Linked DNA regions of Homo sapiens: region 2 is linked to region 1. The links are chromatin contacts, found by Hi-C or POLR2A ChIA-PET in ENCODE. All regions are on one chromosome and are shown on one strand. Each heading gives the region's core, a stretch centred on a gene start or an enhancer-like site at or near the end of the contact. The rest is flanking DNA. Distances are from core to core; before and after follow the strand shown. Region 1 has its middle 8.7 kb from the start of RIPPLY1. Region 2 holds the start of FRMPD3 (FERM and PDZ domain containing 3).

The links. A loop is a pair of places that touch in the nucleus more often than their neighbours do. ChIA-PET counts read pairs that join two places held with the same protein, here RNA polymerase II (POLR2A). Pooled maps may share reads with other maps.
Region 2: a loop to region 1 is called in a map of HCT116, with 4 times the contacts of the local background. The contact joins the promoter of FRMPD3 here to the enhancer-like site in region 1. A Hi-C loop is called at or near these places in 5 of 168 maps with a recorded cell type or tissue (A673, CD4-positive, alpha-beta T cell, Calu3 and 2 more), 11 of 37 single-sample maps with no recorded cell type and 2 of 50 pooled maps. POLR2A ChIA-PET finds 5 or more read pairs at or near these places in 2 of 52 experiments (HEK293T and IMR-90).

Annotation. Positions count from the first base shown.
Region 1 is chrX:106,893,206-106,896,113 of GRCh38, forward strand. No RefSeq gene overlaps it. Among named protein-coding and RNA genes, the nearest start is that of RIPPLY1, 8.7 kb to the right of the region's middle. RefSeq lists an enhancer at 1,450-1,974. Within about 2 kb of position 1,591, at least 5 of the 41 ENCODE cell types and tissues checked have a DNase peak (open chromatin) inside an H3K27ac peak, as active enhancers do; they include HCT116, where a contact is called at or near this core.
Region 2 is chrX:107,448,372-107,451,071 of GRCh38, forward strand. It overlaps FRMPD3 (FERM and PDZ domain containing 3), which reads left to right and starts at 1,281. Exons shown (of 15, transcript NM_001388459.1): 1 at 1,281-1,634. RefSeq lists enhancers at 153-653, 2,488-2,700.

The DNA.
Region 1 (2,908 bases), core at 341-2,840:
GCTTGGACAACAAAATGAGACCACTGTCTCTATTTAAAAAAAAAAAAAAACAGCAGAGCATGATGGCACACGCCTGCAGTCCTAGTTACTCAGGAGGCTGAGGTGGAAGTATTGTTTGAACCCACGAGTTTGAGGCTGCAGTGAGCTATGATTGAGCCACTACTCTCCAGCCTGGGTGACAGTGAGGCCCCGTATCTAAAACAAAATGAAAAAAAATGAGAGTACTGGGAGTATTAAGAGATTCAAATGAGATCACGGAGGTAAAGTTGCTTTGAAACACAGAAAGAGCGTAGCACCTGTGTAAAGCAAGCTTATTAACATTCCCAGAATATTGAAGGACAAAGATGTGCAGTCCAAGATTCTTGAAAGTGTGCATGGAGAAAAGCAAGTATCTTAGCCCATGTCTTTCCCATAAGCTTCAGGGGAGTGTGTTGACAGTAATTGGGGCACCAGGGTTTAGTAGAGCTAGATAGATAGTGTATTAGTCTGTTCTCATGCTGCTAATAGAGACATACCCAAGACTGGGTAATTTATAGGAAAGAGGTTTAATTGACTCACAGTTCCCCAGGGATGGGGAGGCCTCAGGAAACTTAGGATCATGATGGAAGGAGAAGCAAACAAGTCTTTGTTCACATGGCAGCAGCAAGGATAACTGCCAAGCAAATTGGGGAAAAGCCCCTAATAAAACCATTAGCTCTTCTGAGAACTCACTATCATGAGAACAGCAGCATGAGGTAACCGCCCCCATGATTCAGTTACCTCCCACCAGGTCCCTCCCGATGACATGTGGGGATTATGGGAACCACAATTCAACTTGAGATTGGGGGCAGGGGGGACACAGCCAAACCATATCAGATGGGAAAGGCAAGGGAAGTCAAAGTGGTGACGACTATTATGATAGCATGTGTCAAAAAAGAACAATTATTAGATGTGTATACATTCATATATACACCTATGCACAATGTATAGTAGTGTGTGTACATGTATATATAAATATATGTGCATGTCTCTATCACATCTGTAATGTGCCAAGTACTCTGCCAGCCCCTTACATATGCTGTCTCATTTAATTCTTACATTAACCCTGTTAAAATGGTATTATTATCATTCCTATTTTATACATGAAGAAACTAAGGCTTAGAGACATTTTCTCATGGTCACTTAGCTAACAAGGAGTCGAGCCAGTATTTGAACCCAGGTTTGGTTTAAATCCAGAGTCTGTCCCTATAACCACCAGGTACAAAACAGTGCTGGCCATAGAATCCTCTGGATGGATGAGCCCTGCTCATCCTGGGCTTTGTGCTGTAGGTTTAGAGCTCAGCCACTAGAGGGGGCTGCCTGTCTTGCTGTTAGCGAAAACGAATTGAATCGCTAGGGACTTGGAGGCCGCTGTTCTCTCCCTTGGATGGAAGACTTCTAGAAAAACCCAGAGCCTGACTCCAGCTGGTTCCTGGTCTCTCCCTCAACCTCTTTTAATTCACACTTGGTCCCAGGCCTCAAGGTGTCCCCAGTGATGGGGATAGCAATGCCTTTTTGTGACAGTTTACACACTTCTTTCCCCGTAGGCTGCAGGAGGCCAGGGTGAGCTGCCTGCCCTAAGGGACTTTCAGGGCTTCTCTGGGGGAATAAGGAGGAGGGAAGGAGGAGCCTAGTAGTTAAGAGCCAGGACTCTGTAGTCGCACTGTCCTGTTCTACCCCAGCTTCCCACTCATTGCCTGTGCTACTAACAGGTCACTTCACTTCTCTGAGTCCCAGTTTCTTATCTGTAAACATTAGGATGCCCCACCACCACCACCACCCAGTTCAGGATAAAGTGTGTGTGGTGCCAAGCACAGTGCCTGGGATAGAACGGGAGAGCTCAGCAATTGGTAGTTCCTCCCACTTTTCAGCCAGAGTGAGACATGCCCAGCCAGGGCCCATTCCACTCTGAGGCAGCACAGCACCGAGGGGCAGGAACAGAATTCCCTCATCCCCCTCTCACCCCTGGTAGCCCTGTGCCCACAGCCCAGGTGCTGTGAGAGCCTGCCACTGCCGGGCAGGAGGTCCCCAAACATTCCTCCCTCAGTGACACCTTTCAGAGGCCCTCAGTGTTTCCTGGCCCCTGGCCCAGAGTTCTTCATATCCTCTGACTCACTTCCCTGCAGCCAGAACTTAAATCTTTTCTCCCTTGCCCTCCCACAGATTTAATCCTTCAGCAAACCCTGTTGATTCCACCTCCTGAAAGCACAGGGCTCTGGTGTCAGGCAGCCCTGAACTCTAGTTCTGCCACTTACCATTAATGTAACCTGGAGCAATTGCTGTCATCTCTCAAATCTTGGATCGGTCATTTATTAATTACGTGACCTTAAGATTCCTTAACCTCTCTGAACCTCAGTTTCCTCATCCATAAAACAAGGAAAATAATAGTGCTTGAGTTTTAGGGTTGCCATAAGGATTCAATGAGGTAAAATGTGTAAAAAGCCTGACGCTTAGAAGGTGCCACAATTTACCAACTGTGTGATTTGGGGCAAGTTTTAAAAACCACTCTAAGCCTCAGTTTTCCCAACTGTACCTATCCTTCAAAGTTGTTGTATTAAAGGAGTTAATCCATGTAAGGTTCATAACAAGAATTCCAGAATTATCAGCTGTTCTAACTCTTATCCTCCTAGGTATCCTATTGTCTAGTCTTCTCTGGACAGGGAAAGCCCCACTCCCACACCTGTGGGTGTCACCACCTCCTACTCCCCCGCCCCCCTGCCACCCCGCACTGTGACTTTATGGCTCTCTAGTGGACAGACAGTTCATCTCCTCTCTTCTCCAGTCTCCTGTTGTAAACTGGTGACCTGACTTCACTGTTTTACTTGTCATGGCCTGGTGTTGGTTCCTGTATTTTTTACTTAATCACTGCTGACAAGGCTTGTAGCATCTT
Region 2 (2,700 bases), core at 31-2,530, 550 kb after region 1:
AATATTCCAACTAGAATGGATCCCTTTGTGCCAACAGCCTCCTTTAGAGTTCAGGAACACAGAGGAAATCGAGGAGGGCTGACTTTTCACCTTAGAACTCACAAGGCCCAAATGTGCCAATGTTTAACTGTCTCTCCGAGGTGCTTCTGACACCCGGAAATTCACCATGTATTTGGCATCACCAGGAGCTCCTCAACTCCACTGCTTCCTCCTGCTTCTCTCTTCCCTGGCCTTAACTTCACCACCCAGACCCACTGTCCAGCTTCCCAGTCTCTCTGGGTCCCCACTGAGGCTGCCCTTTTTGGGGAAGGAAGAGTGGCCTTTTTTCTTGGCCCTCAAAACTCCTCTGAAGGGGTCTGGAGCCCGCTGGGAGACCAAGAGCTTCTCTTGAATCTCGGCTGCTGCATGTTTAGTATTCACAGCATGTCTCTAAAAAACGTCCTGAGATCATTCATCAGGCACTGTGCTGTGTGCCTAGCTGCTCTCCTTCCGGGTGTGTGTGTGTGGCCAGGACCCTCCCTCCATCTGCTGGTGAACACACATGCACACACACCTTAACCTTTTTCCCTTTTCACCAAACCAATCGCATTTTCTAAGCAGACCTTTGCCAGCTGGCAGATCGCTCCCTTACTGAGGTGGGCTCCTGGCGTTGGGCCTGGGCTCGAAGCCGCTCACACTCCAGTGCTGGGGAGAGGCGCTGAGAGCAGGAGCCCGAGCCGAAACTCAAGGTGCGTGTGGATGTTTGCGATGGTGACCAGGAGGGGAGCTGCAGGGAGGGCATCCCCAGCAGAAGGCGAGCAAACAAGGGGCGAGAAGCAAGGTCAGGGGCCAGGGAACGGAGTCTCCGAAGCAAGCGTTCCTGCTGCCCCTTCTCCGCAGTTCACTCCCCGCCCCCCTTTCCCGGGTTCACTTTGGAAATTGGCTTGCCCTCTCGGCAGCCAGCAGTTCCCGGCAGAGTCCGGCCGTAACGGTCAGATTCAAGAAGTGAGGCAGCGCCAGGCTGGGTGGCTGGGTTGCTGGGTTGTTCTTGGGAGATTCTTTCCCCAATTGTCAATTTTTTGCTTATTTTTAGTAGTGACCCGAGCCAGGAACTGCGCCTTTAAGCCGCTTTCCCATTCGGGGAAATCGACGCCAGCACTCGAGGGTCGGGAGGCGCCGGAGAGGCCCCTCATTCTGCACTCCCCTCTTTCCTCCCCCTCCCCCTCCCCCCGCCCCTTCTCCCCTCCCCTCCTCGGCCGTCCGGCCGCCTCGCCGCCATCCGTCACCTCGCAGCCTGCCGCACTCCTGGAGCGAGAGAGCGACGAGCGAGCCACGGCGATGGTGCCGCCCGCGGCGCAGCCATGAAGCCCGCCCGAGGAGCCCGCGCGCGCTCCTGCCATCCTGCCCGCAGCCCGCCGCCTGCGCGCCAGCTCCCCGCGTCCCGGGCCAGCTGCTGCCGCCCTGCCAACCTCTGCCCGCCCCGCCGCCCGGCGCCACTGAGCCCCAAGCCCATGCCGGGCTCGGGGGCACGGGTGCCCTAGTCCCGCTGCCGCCGCCGCCGCCGCCGCCGCTGCGCCGCCGCTGCCGCGCCGCTGAGGAGGCGGAGGAGGAGGAGGAGGAGGAGGAAGAGGAGGAGGAAGAGGAGGGGGAGGAAGGTAAGAGGCGCGCTGCCTTCAGGGGGGCGCGCCCGCTGTCTCAGCCCAACCGGGGGTGGGTCGCGGCGGGAGCGTTCCGCCCCGGGCCGGCTGGGGGGCGACTGGCGCTTGGGCGCCCCCGGGAGCCGGGGGCAGGGCGGGGGGCGCCGAACGTCTGGCCGCCCGGAGTTTGGGCGGGCGGGGTAACGGCCCGTTGCGTGCCCACTGCCCCGGCGAGTCTCTGGCTTGGCGGGCTCGTTTGGCCTCCGCGGGTGCGGGGTGAGGAGTCGAGCGCAGGGGAGTGCAGCGCGTTCATTATGGAGCCTTTGTGTGCGCGCCTGGGCTGTGGGCACAGTTGGGAGAGCTGGCGAGACGCGGGGCCTGGCTGCTAGGAGGTGGCCACTTAGCCGGGGTGCCCGGCGAAGCCCGAGCCCAGGGGCTGCCAGAAACAGCTGTCTGAAGCATGTGCGTGGTTCCCGGGGCCATGTTCACAAGCGGACACGGAGGCGCACACACACGCACACACAGCCGCACAACATACCCGGCGCTCAGCCACACAGTCAGCCCCATGCAAAGACCACACACACACACACACACACACACACACACACACACACAGAGAGAGAGAGAGAGAGCGCGAGCTACACTTGCCCCCTCCCACCAAGATGCTAATAAAGCTCAAACACATATACAGATACATGCACCTCCCCCTAGCGCTGCTAAAACATGCACACACAAACACACTCCTCTACTCCCCAGCCTAGTGCTTTGGAGGTTGGAGAGTGTGTGTGTGTATGTGAGTGTGTGTGTGTTTTCTCAGAGTGGTCTTGAGAAACTACATGACAACTGCACATTACTGCAGATCCAGTACCTGCTGCTTCCCCCCAATACACACCCAGCAACCCCCCGTCACACGCAGCTACTGTAGACACCTCCACCAGAGCCCTTAAGAACCCCATTCTGGCAAAAAGCGTGCCCAACTCTGGTAGTCATACCCTCCACGCTCGAGCTGTTGGGTTTCCTGCACACACACACCACAGCCCCATACACACACACTGAAACCACTGCAGGGGCAAATGTTTGACAC